2 separate regions of the Homo sapiens genome follow, and region 1 is linked to region 2. A link is a loop called in an ENCODE intact Hi-C map of the cell type or tissue named here. Cell type or tissue: IMR-90. All regions are shown on one strand. Links, peaks and the distances in the headings refer to the core of each region. The heading gives the core; the rest is flanking DNA. Region 1 overlaps LCOR (ligand dependent nuclear receptor corepressor). Region 2 overlaps LCOR (ligand dependent nuclear receptor corepressor).

Region 1 (2,500 bases), core at 1-2,500, 150 kb before region 2:
AAGCTGACCACATCTTAGAACAGATGGTATCATTCTGTAACCACTGGTTACAGGGGGACTGGCCCACATCTGCACAGATGCACACTGAGACAGGGAGAGAGGGGAGAAGGAGGAAGAGGAAAGCCAGGTGCTCACGAGCAAAGTCAAGGTGCAGAAGGTAACATGCTTATCTCCCATGATTAATTAGAGTGTGAATAGGTGTCTTTCACCAACATGAAAGGGGAACTGGAAATACACCTTAATGCTTTCTCTAGGCAACCAGTGGTTTCTCCATATCTCACAAGCATGGGTTTGGATTTCCTTGGGGCTACAACTAAGGCTCATTTTCCTGTACAGGCTGTTAAGTGTACAGCTGAATGTACCAACTGTGCATGCAAGAAGTAGGCTGCGTGGGGCACACCCGATGCCATACAGCTAAATGTACCAACTGTGCATGCAAGAAGTAGGCTGCATGGGGCACACCCGATGCCATGCCTGGCACAGCCATACCCATGATGGGATTCCCACTTTGTTGTGGGATGGGGTGACAGTGGGGGAGACGTGCTTCTGTTGCATCTGTCCAAATACAGTGAAGGTTTCAAGGCCACACCTTTCTGCTTTCACTGTTGTTTGGGGGCTCAATGGTTGAGCATGGTAGCTGGGGAGGATGGGTGGCTAGAAAGAACACTTTTTGGAAAGCCCTTTTGACAGTTAATTTTCTTGTTAAAATAAATACTTTCTATAGAAGTATCTGAACAGGAAAATATCACTATTTACACAGTGAAATAAATTCCACAGTGGTGTGTATAAATATTATATATATGTATTTGAAACCAGTTACTAACACAGTCTCCGAGAACTATTTAGAATGCAGAAACCACACTAGTGAAATCAATAACCTTAAGCTATAGTGACTCTAAAAATAATCCCTACCTGTGGTATAAATATAAAAAATTATGCAAATCTTGTTGGTATAGTCTCTTTCCCAAAAATTAGCTCCCAAATACCTCAGCTTTAGCTACAAGACAACTATGAGGTGCAGATCACAGAAAACTGGGGTTTAAAAAAAAGTGGATAAATTGAATAGCATTTAAACCCAACAACTAAATACTAGAGGAAAAGAGTTTTGAGAGAAAAATGCTTCCAATGTGACAAATTTGTGTTCAGGGCCACACTGGGGAAGTGGGGGACTGTCCCAGAGAATATGCCTCCTGGAAGGGGGCTGGCGGCATAAGCAGAGGCAGGAGGAGGGAGGGCAAGGTGCCAAGGATGGCTCCTCAGAACGAGCAGTGACTCGGGCTGGGCTGGAGAGCCCTGAACTTGTTCTGTCTAAAGCTGCCGGTGTCCTGACAAGATGCCACAGACATGCTGGTATTTTTAAGAGAATGTGTGGTCTGCACTCGAAAGTCAAACAGGCAAACACCAGGCATCTATGTTCTCATATCACGACCAGAGCTTGAAGAGTGAGAAACCTTCAAGTATATGATACAAAAGAGAAATGAAGGGTTCTAGGGGTAAAACCAACACATCGCATACTTTCAGGGAGAGGCACTATTCTTGGCTTTAAGTTCATGAGTAATTTGTTTGTGCTGAACTGCTGTTAATGGAATGTCTACCACAGTCAAGTTCACTCTGATTCATAAAAATGAAGACTGTACTTTTAAAGACTGCACTTTTAGTTTTCACTACATACCCTAATAGATATGATCACATGGCCCACAACTTATTAACAAGTAGACAACTGGCAAAGGGGGATAATTTTTCTTAACGCAAAAGCATTATTCAGGAATAATCTGTAACAGCAGCTGTGTACTGAGATGAACAGGCAAGACACTCTAAAATCTAAAAGAATTGCTGGACTGTATGAAAAAAATGTTGGAGCATATGAAAAAAAAAAGTTGTGCCTGTCTACACAATTTGATCTTTAATGACTACTATAAGGATCAGTAGAGCTTTTCCACAAAAGGGTCAGGAAGTAAATATTTCAGGCTATGCGGGCCACATATAGTTGCTTTTTTTTTTTTTTTTTTTTTTTACATAACCCTTTAAAAAAGGGTAAAAAATCCATTTGTCCAACCCCTGGCATATTGTAATACCATGAGTACCTGATTTTTTTTTAAATGGACAGTCTATGCTTTCATGAGGCATGCATATTGAGCACCCCGTGTGGGATGGTCCCAGCTAGGGGAGAAAGTATGTGTGTCTGTGCTCACCCGGCAGCATAACTACACAACTGCCCCTCTGAAGGATGGAGCAAAGGACATCTCCTGAGCACTGAGCATCAAGCACTGAGGCTCTGGGAAAAGGAAGATCAGACAGAGAGGAGGTAAGTGGAAGGAACTGAGCAGCTTCGGTTCAATCCCAAGGCAAAAGCCTGAGCAAGGACACACTCCACAAAGTGCTCAGGGTGGTTCCCCGGGCCCCAGGACGGCATGACACAGCACAGCACAGCAAAGCCCTGAGAGCTCTGAGTTTCTGCCTGAGTCTAATTATCTATAAAGGAAAGAGACTGGATCCTCAA
Region 2 (9,824 bases), core at 7,194-9,693:
AACACACAGGAAATTAGTGTTTATATCATTCATGGTGCAACAAAAGAGCCACATTTGAAATGTGAAATACTCATAAACACCGACGTTCCCCTCATTTTTTCTTACTGAAGGCAAGAACCTTCACATTTTATTTTGATGGGAATTTCTCCTTATTACCTTTGTCACAACGTCTTCCTGTGCCTGCTAGTAATCATTTTGTCTAAGACCAATGATGTATGAGTTATCATCTTTTTTTAAGTTGATTTTTAAGCTTTTATTCATTTTTTAAATTTATCCAATTTCTTCTTCTCCTTCTCAGTAATTACACACTACTCAGCAACTTCCTTTTCTGTCACACAATTTAAAATATTGCCAGCTAAACTAAATTTAAGTCACAGAAGGTTGGAAGTGAAGAAAAGGCATTTGGCTAGATTCAGGAGTCCTGAATCCTGACCTCAATCTGCTTTAACCTGTTTGCCCCTCCACCACCACCCCACACTTCCTTGAGGTCTCTGGGAAGAATATCAATAGAAGAAAAGGCCAAGCAGCTACACTGTTAAAAGGCCTTTGTTACAAACTCCTATGAATTAGGCTGGTCTACACAGAAGACTCTGTAGGCGTAGAATCAGTATCACTCAGATACCCTCTGCTGCCTTTCCCTCTCCTAAGCCTACGCTCCAATCTCAGTTAATGGTGAAGAATGGCCAGTTGAACAAGATAAGAAGGAAAATTAAGCCAGTGGAAACATTCAGCTCAGAAACTCATTTAGCTAACAAAACTAAAAAATCAAAAAGAAAAAAGGAAACACAAATAGGACTGTGACAGCTGAAGAGAAGGAGGCAAGGTATTCTAGTCAAAGCCAGAGAACAGAAAATGAATAGAATAAACTCCTGTTTATGGTAAGATTATGGGTAGAGAAACCAAAATACCTTAATGTAACATAAAGCACATAAGCAATCAGTAATTAGAAACAAAGACGGGCAACTTAATGGAAATTCTAAAAGAAGGGCATATGCATAATGCTGAAGATTGAAGAAAACTGGGTAACAAAGCAAGACCCCGTCTTTACAAAAAATAAAAATATTAGCCAGGCACCATGGAGTATACCCATAGTCCCAGCTACTAGGGAGGCTAAGGCAGGAGGATCAGTTGAGTCCAGGAGTCGGAGGCTGCACTGAGTTAGGATCATGCCACTGCACTCCAAGCCTGGGTGACACAGTGACCCCTGTCTTGGGGTGTGTGGGGGTACAGGAGGGGAGGGAGGGAGGGAAGGAAGGGAGGGAGGGGGGAAGGAAGGGAGGGAGGGAGGGTGGGAAGGTAGGTAGGTTAAAGAGCATAAAATTTTGATTTCCAATCCCAGGTCTACCACATTTTAGCTGAGTGATTACGAATCAAATCTGTAATCTCCCTAAATCTGTTTCCCCGCCTGTAAAACAGATGTTAACAACATCAAAGGTCTCTTGTCTGTCACACAGTAAATGCTCAACATATGGTAGCTTTTAAGAAACATTACAAGTAAACAAAACAGAAGCAAAAACTTCTCCATATTTAAATGTCTTATTTATTTCTTTAAACTTATGAACCACTTGATGGGGATGCGAGGTGGGAAAAGGAAGATGGTGCCATACAAAAGGATACAACCAAGATTCAATACTAAATATGGTGTCTGGAATTTGCTCCAAAATAATTCAGTTAGGGATGAAACAAGAATAGCCATTAGTTGATGTAGCTGGGTGTTTGTTCACTGTACTATTCTACTTTTCTGTATGTTTGAAGTTTTCCAAACTAAAAGATTTATTTTAAATTCCTTTCCCTTTAAATGATATGGCTGGACAAGAAAACAAGTTACGTCATCCTTTCTAGCTTTGATAAATACTGAATCGAAAAAAAGGTAAAAGAGAACAGGATAATATCCAGTGGGCAGATATAAGGGTAAATACCTACAAACAACCTAGAAAATACGCTTGCATTGGGCCAAAGACACTTATGCCTGTAATCCCAGCACTTTGGGAGGCTGAGGCAGGAGGACCACTTGAGGCCAGGGGATCGAGACAAGCCTGGGCTACATAGCAAGACCTCATCTCTACCAAAAACAAAACAAAACAAAAACTAGCCAGGCATGATGAAACATGCTGCATTCCCAGATACTCCAGGGGCTGAGGCAGGAGGATCACTTTGACCCCAGGAGTTTGAGTTTACAGTGAGCTATGATCATGCCGCTGCATTCCAGCCAGGGAGACAGAACCAGACCTTGTCTCCAAAAAAACAAACAAAACATGCTTGCATTGACTGGAAGGAAGAGGAGTAGCCAGGTAAAAGTTCACAAATATCCATGCAATGGCAACAATAAAAAAACGTGAAAAACAAGAGATCATCAAACTGAATCTGTGCATGACTCAATTTAACAAATTCAACATTCGCTTCCTCTACATACAATGTATACTTATTTCAAAAATTTGTATAAACTAGGGGCGGGCCATGATGGCTCACACCTGTAATCCCAGCAATTTGGGGGGCCAAGGTGGGTGGATCACTCACAGTCAGGAGTTCAAGACCAGCCTGGCCAACATGGTAAAACCCCTCTCTACCAAAAAAAACAAGAACTAGTGGGCTGTGGTGGCATATGCCTGTAATCCCGGCTACTCGGAAGGCTGAGGCAGAAGAATCACTTGAACCTGGGAGGAAAAGGATGCAGTGAGCCGAGATCACACCACTGCACTCCAGCCTGGGTGACGGAGCCAGACTCAGTCTCAAAAAAAAAAAAAAAAGAAAAGAAAAGAAAAAAAAGCAAGCTTTTTAGAAAATTTTTGTATCAACTGATCATTCTAAACGTACCAGAGGAGCCTGTTACTATATTAAATCAGATATGAATTATGTTGTAAAGTGAAACAGATGTCTTTGTGGTAAATTCACATTTTCACATGTGGAATTTTCTTTTATCAAGTAGGATACATTCTATAGATCCCTTTAGTTTCTCTTTCCTATTTATGTATGTATGTATGTATTTTGAGATTGAGCCTTGATCTGTCACCAGGCTGGAGTGCAGAGGCGCAATCTCGGCTCACTGCAACTCCACCTCCCGGGTTCAAGCGATTCTCCTGCCTCAGCCTCCCAAGCAGCTGGGGCTACAGGTGCATGCCACCACACCCGGCTAATTTTTGTATTTTTAGTAAAGATGGGGGTTTCACCATGTTGGCCAGGACGGTCTCGATCTCTTGACCTCGTGATCCACCCGCCTCGGCCTCCCAAAGTGCTGGGATTACAGGCATGAGCCACTGTGCCTGGCCTCTCTTTCCCTTTATACTGTGAGTTTAGGAAAGGTAAAGCATGCTTTTACCTTCTGCAAAACTCTAAAAAATCACGTACTAAGAGAACTATACACAATAATCATTTTTTGATAATGATAAAATGATTCAGATTTTATGAAAAATAAGCTAATCATGAGATCAAAAACAACAGTCACAGACTATCTAGTATTATGAGTAAAAATAATAATGCTCTGGCCGGGTGGAGTGGCTCATGCCTGTAATCCCAGCACTTTGGGACGTTGAGGTGGGAGGACTGCTTGAGTCCAGGAGCTCGAGACCAGCCTGGGCAGCATAATGAGACCTCATCTCTATATTTTTTTATTATTTATTTATTTATTTATTTTTTAAAACAACAGGCTTTCCAATAATAGCAATTATCATGGGAAATAATACTGGTGTTCACAACATCTTCTAATCCAAAAAGAAAGTCTTGGCCAGGCGCGGTGGCTCATGTCTGTAATCCCAACACTTTGGGAGGCCAAGGTGGGCAGATCACTTGAGGTCAGGAGTTCGAGACCAGCCTGGCCAACATGGTGAAACCCCGTCTCTACTAAAAATACAAAAATTAGCCGGGCATGGTGGCACACACCTCTAATCCCAGCTACTCGGGAGGCTAAGGCAAGATAATTGCTTCAGCCTGGGAGATGGAGGTTGCAGTGGGCCGAGATTGTGCCACTGCACTCCAGCCTGGCTGACACAGCAAGACTGTCTCAAAAAAAAAAAAAAAAAAGTGTAAGTTTTCTAGAAAGTATTAAATGTGTCATGCAGATATATAAGATGGTGATACCATTAATACATTTTCTGATACTTTCTGCTTTCTGTTATTTTAAAGAGTTAATTATTCATCTAGATTACTGCACATTTAAAAAATTCTTGTGAGACAACTATATGTTTCTAAGTAATCCCCTTCACCTCTGTAAACAACTGTGATGAACTTCTCTTTTTTCCTGAGACAGGGTCTCACTCTGTCCCTCAGGCTAGAGTACAGTGATGCAATCATGACTCACTGCATCCTCGACCTCCTGGGCTCAAGCGATCCTCCCACCTCAGCCTTCCGAGTAGCTGGGACTACAGGTACACAAAACCACACACAGCTAAAGCTAATTTTTGTATTTTGTGTGGAGACAAGGTTTCACCATGTTGCCCAGGCTTGTCTCCAACTCCTGGGCTCAAGCGACTTGCCTGCCTCAGCCTTCCAGTGTGCTGGAATTACAGGCGTGAGCCACCTGGCCTGTGATGGACTAATTTTCAATGATTCAGAAGTTATAACAAACGCTGCTTTACTTCAAATGGTATTGTTATAATAGTTTTTAATACAATTGTAAGGCACAACTGAGTAAAATTTATTTTTTGTCTTTAAGCTCTAGAAAACATTTAAAGTCTAAAGAAAAGTCCCTTTAGACAGGTCTAGACCAGGAGCAGTGGCTCATGCCTGTAATCCCAGACCCCATCTCTATTTTTCTTTAATCTAAATTTTAAAAAATATATAGAGAGGAAATTTTAAAATAGACATGTCTGAAGCATATTAATTTCTAGTCTCCCAATACCAAATTTGAAACGTTAGTCTAAACCCTAGTTACAGCCATCATTTTTTTCTTTTAGCAAACCCTGACGTATCCTGCTCTTATACTAACAAATGCACATTACACATGACAGGATCCTTCTATTACCCTCAATTATAAGAACTTCATTATAGTAAAGATACAACAAATACTAGTTTTTACTATGTAAAATTCACTGGCTTGCACAATAATGAATTCAGAAAAATGATTAAGTGATATGCTAAAAGAATCTACAACTCTCTTTATCAAAAAGTAGATTAAAACATGAAACAAAGGAATAAAAAGAAGACCAAAAATCATTAGAAGATGCCACTCATTACTACACAGCTTTCCTAACTTGACCCTCACAATCCATTAAGCAAAAGATTCTTAAATTCGGCCATCTACCCCATAAGATACTTAGTTTCATCCTTAAGACATCATTATACCTGACACTTTGTAACAGACCAAACCTAACCAATTCAAAAATCAGAGAAACCAAGAATCAACGAAATTCAAACAAACACTTTAAAAACAGTATATTTAACTTAGCACCAGGAAACAAAATATAAACCAGGGGTGGTGGCTCACACCTGTAATCCCAGCACTCTGGGAGGCCAAGAGAGGCGGAACGTCAGGAGTTTGAGACCAGCCTGGCCAAAAGGGTGAAACCCTGTCTTTCCTAAAACTACAAAAAAATTAGCTGGGTATGGTGCCACCCGCCTGTAATACCAGCAACTAGGGAGGCTGAGGCAGGAGAATTACTTGAACCTGGAAGACAGAGGTTGCAATAAGCCATGATCACGCCACTGCAGTCCAACCTGGGCAACAGAGCCAGACTTCGTCTCAAAAAAAAAAAGCAAGAAAAAATATATTGTATAACTTGTCAGATGTCTGGGTTTTTATAAAATGCAAACAAAAAAAATGTAATCTTAAATTTCAAAAATACTGCTAGTGAGATTCCTCTCACTACCCAAATTCTCACTAAACTCAGAAATGGAACAGATTCATTCAAAACATTTGTGACAGGGCAATATAGAGCAAAGGTGTCCTTCTCTATCCAAACTCTTGCAAATGGAGTTGTAATCCCATAGTACTGGGATTACAGGTGTGAGACACCGCACCTGGCTTTTCTTGAGAATTCTATTTCGTTCTATTACTACGCTCCTTATTCTCTTCATAAGGTATCCTGCAGTTTAGCTTTTGTTACAGTGTATCTGGTCATGTATTGATCTGTATTTGTTCTTAAATGGGGAGTATGAGAAAAAATATCTGCAAAGCATACACTGTAAGTATATCCAGAATATATACACAATTCTTACAATTCAACAATAAATAATAACCCAATTTTAAAAATGGGCAAGGGATCTGAATAAATGTATCTCCAAAGGTATGCAAATGGCCAACAAGCACATGAAAAGATGCTTAACACACTGTTAGGAAAATGCAAATCAAAACCACAATGAAATATAACTTGTCTTATTTTTTTGTATTTATTTCTTGTTTTTTTGAAATACGACTTCATACCCACTAAAATAGCTATTATATAATCAAAACAGATAACAACAAGTGTTGGAGTGGATGTGGATAAACGGAACTGTCATACAGTACTGATGGGAATGTAAAATACCGTAGCCACTTTAGGAAACAATTTGGCAGTTCCTACGAAATTAAAACAGTTACCACATGACCCAGTAATTCCATCCTAGGTACATACTCAAGTGAACTAAAAACAAATGTCCACACAAAAACTTGTACACAAATATTCAGAGAAGCATCATCCATAATAGCCCCGAAGTGGAAACAACCCAAATATCCATCAACTGATTAACGGATAAACAAAATGTGGTATGTCCACACAATGCAGTGTTATTTAGCCATAAAAGAAACAAAGTGCTGATAATGCTACAACATGAATGAATCTTAAAAACATTATGCTAAGTGAAAGAAGCCAGGCACAAAAAGCCATATATTGTATGACTCCAATTACATGCTATGTCCAGAATAGACAAATCCACAGAAACAGAAAACAAATTATAGTAGCTGCCAAGAGCTGGATCATAGGAAGAACGGAATGTGGAACTGCCTATGGATGTGGGGTTTCTTTTTTAGGAAATAAAAATGTTTTGAGGGTGGGTGTGGTGGCGCACACCTGTAATCCCAGGACTTTGGGAGACTGAGGCAGGAGGATCACTTGAGCCCAGGAGTTCAAGACCAGCCTGGGCAACATGGCAGGACCCCACTGCTGAGAAAAAATAAAAATAAAATGTTCTGGAATTAGACAGTGATGATATATGTACAACCTTGTATTTGAAATAACTGAAACCCACTAAGTTGTTATGGTATGTAAATTATATCTCACTTAAAAAGTGAAAAAAAATTCAAGGTATGGACCACTGTACTTGGGATACTTGCTGAATACAAGAATGGTCAATAAAATGAGCTAATGGTTTATATTGGATTTTTACCCCCAGAGCAATGTGCAAGTGTATAGAATAGTAAAAGGAATTTAAAAATAAACACAGATAGACTAGAAAATAATTTATACAGTAGTGATGTTGAGTTTTTCATTTGAAACTATGAAAAGTAACAGCTTTGCTTATTTGCATCTATCCAATATCACAAACTGAGATTCCACACAACAGATGGACAGACTTACGGGAAATATGAATTAAGAGAGAGGTTCAGAGGCACATCGAAACAAATCAAGCCCCTCTACTGAGCTTTCCGAGCTAGACTGCAAGCCAGGGAAGAAAGCCAATCCCATTATTTAACATATACCTTTAATTGCCACATTTCACAGCAAATACTTTTTGACTCTTTCCAAATACCAACTCCAACTTCCAAGGATGATAATCTGTCAATCCTAAAGGTATTCCAAAAATAGGTCTGTAACAGCAATGGAAGGCATAACCTCCAAATGAGCTTGCTTAGAAGATAATACTCTTGTGGATGATAATATTGTCCCTGTAAAGGTGGTTTAAAAAAGAATCTGTCGGCCGGGCACGGTGGCTCACGCCTGTAATCCCAGCACTTTGGGAGGCCGAGGTGGTGGATCACGAGGTCAGGAGTTCAAGACCAGCCTGGCCAAGATGCTGAACCCTCATCTCTACTAAAAATACAAAAAAATTAGCTGGGCGTGGTGGCACGAGCCTGTAATCCCAGCTATTTGGGAGGCTGAGGCACAGAATTTCTTAAACCTGGGAGGTGGAGGTTGCAGTGAGCCAAGATCACGCCACTGCACTCCAGCCTGGGCATACATAGAGGGACGCAGTGGCTCATGCCTGTAATCCCAGCACTTTGGGAGGCCAAGGCGGGCAGATCACGAGGTCAGCAGATCAAGACCATCCTGGCTAACACGGTGAAACCCCGTCTCTACTAAAAAGACAAAAAATTAGCCGAGCGTGGTGGCGGGCACCTGTAGTCCCAGCTACTCGGAGGCTGAGGCAGGAGAATGGCTTGAACCCAGGAGGCGGAACTTGCAGTGAGCTGAAATGGTGCCACTGCACTCCAGCCTAGGCGACAGAGCGAGACTCCGTCTCAAAAAAAAAAAAAAAAGAATCTGTGTCATTTTTGTAGAGTTCCACAATGAAATCCTTAACTAAAGCTACCATTCCTCCCCTGAGCTAAGGAAAGAAACGTGTTGCAAACTGCAAGTTGCCTAACAAAAAGTCTCCACTTTCTAACCTGCATTAGAAAATCCTACAACCTACCTTTGCAAACCTATCATGTGTATATCCCTTACACTAATCATGAACTGCAGTTTAAATTGACAAGTCATTGCTGTCCTTCTCCACTTTTGCTCATGCCATTTCTCATGAATGGAATGCCTTTTCCATCAGAACGAAGCAAAAATCCACCACCTTCTTCACGAAATCGTCCATCAACTCGGGAGAGATTTCACTTCTAAACACCCCTAGCATTTGCTTGCACCATCATATGACACACTATGCCTTGTACAATAACTGATCGATTACATTACATTTTCTCTAAGGTTTAAAAGTTCCTGAAGGTTGAGGCAACTTTCCCAGACTTTGTTTGCCCACAGTGCCTGGTAAAAAACAGATGCTTGTTTAAATGAAGTAAACACCTAACTGCCCTTCATCCTAAAAACAGCATCAATACAAACAGCTAAATGATCAGGCAGGTACTCTGAAGTGGCAAGTTCTATCAGGCAAGTGACTTTGGGAGGCTGAGACAGGAGGAGTTTGAGACCAGCCTGGACAACATAGCCAAACCCTGTCTCTAAAAAAAACTCTAAATAAAAATAAAAGTGGCATCAAATAACCAATTCTCACTATGTAAGAAATTCCAGGCCCCCCTGTGTAGCACCATAAGACTAAAAAATGGCATTGTTCAAATACTTCCTAGAATTGCTCCAGCTACAAGAACATTTCAGGAAATTAGGGCAATCTGAAATAACTTTCTGAAAGTCAAAGAGACTCATCTGCTGTCCTATTTTTAGCCAAGCTAGAGCTAAGCTGAAATCACCACAACTTTCCCCACATTAGGAAGAGCTTCTTGAAAATACAGCAAGGGCAAGGTGCAGGAAAGCAAAAGGTTACATCATATCAGGCGCAGAGAGAGCCTAGATCTTCCTGGAATCTAAACTGATCATCCTAGTCTCAGAGGACTCCTTAATAATCACCTGGTAACCAAATATCATCCATCTTGATCATAATCACTGTCTGAACCCAGGACTAACTCCAATTCAACTGAACCTAATCATTTAATCAGCAACATCACCACCACCACCTGCCCCCACACCCTCCAAAAAAGTACTAATAGAAGGGAGAATTCGATTTTAGAAATGAGAATTAATTTTTAATCCAAACTGCTGTAAATTAAATACCTTCCAGAAACCAAATGACCCTAAAGTATTAAGATAATCAGTCAAGAGAAACAAACAGGTTGACCGTTTAGAACCAATCCCACTAAAAAATTATTACATCTGGAAGTAAACAAGTTACCTTTTGAATTGCCTAAGGATCACTGC

What was found. Hi-C counts contacts between places; a loop is a spot of excess contacts. Peaks named below come from ENCODE experiments on the same cell type or tissue, not always from the same donor. Only the 100,000 strongest peaks of a DNase experiment are listed, where the experiment ranks them.
Region 1: a loop joins it to region 2, with 5 times the contacts of the local background. A loop is called at or near these places in 3 of 110 quality-filtered maps.

What each region holds. Positions count from the first base shown.
Region 1 is chr10:96,990,537-96,993,036 of GRCh38, reverse strand. It overlaps LCOR (ligand dependent nuclear receptor corepressor), which reads right to left. Exons shown (of 8, transcript NM_001346516.2): 8 at 1-2,500. Among named protein-coding and RNA genes, the nearest start is that of SLIT1-AS1, 110 kb to the left of the region's middle. In IMR-90, for the core only: no CTCF peak of the experiment used is centred there; a DNase peak (open chromatin) is centred at 1,556; H3K4me3 peaks cover 492 bases; H3K27ac peaks cover 663 bases.
Region 2 is chr10:96,835,556-96,845,379 of GRCh38, reverse strand. All of the region lies in intron 2 of LCOR (ligand dependent nuclear receptor corepressor), which reads right to left. Among named protein-coding and RNA genes, the nearest start is that of LCOR, 8.2 kb to the right of the region's middle. RefSeq lists enhancers at 2,037-2,536, 4,134-4,428, 5,071-5,570, 7,608-8,108. In IMR-90, for the core only: no CTCF peak of the experiment used is centred there; no DNase peak of the experiment used is centred there.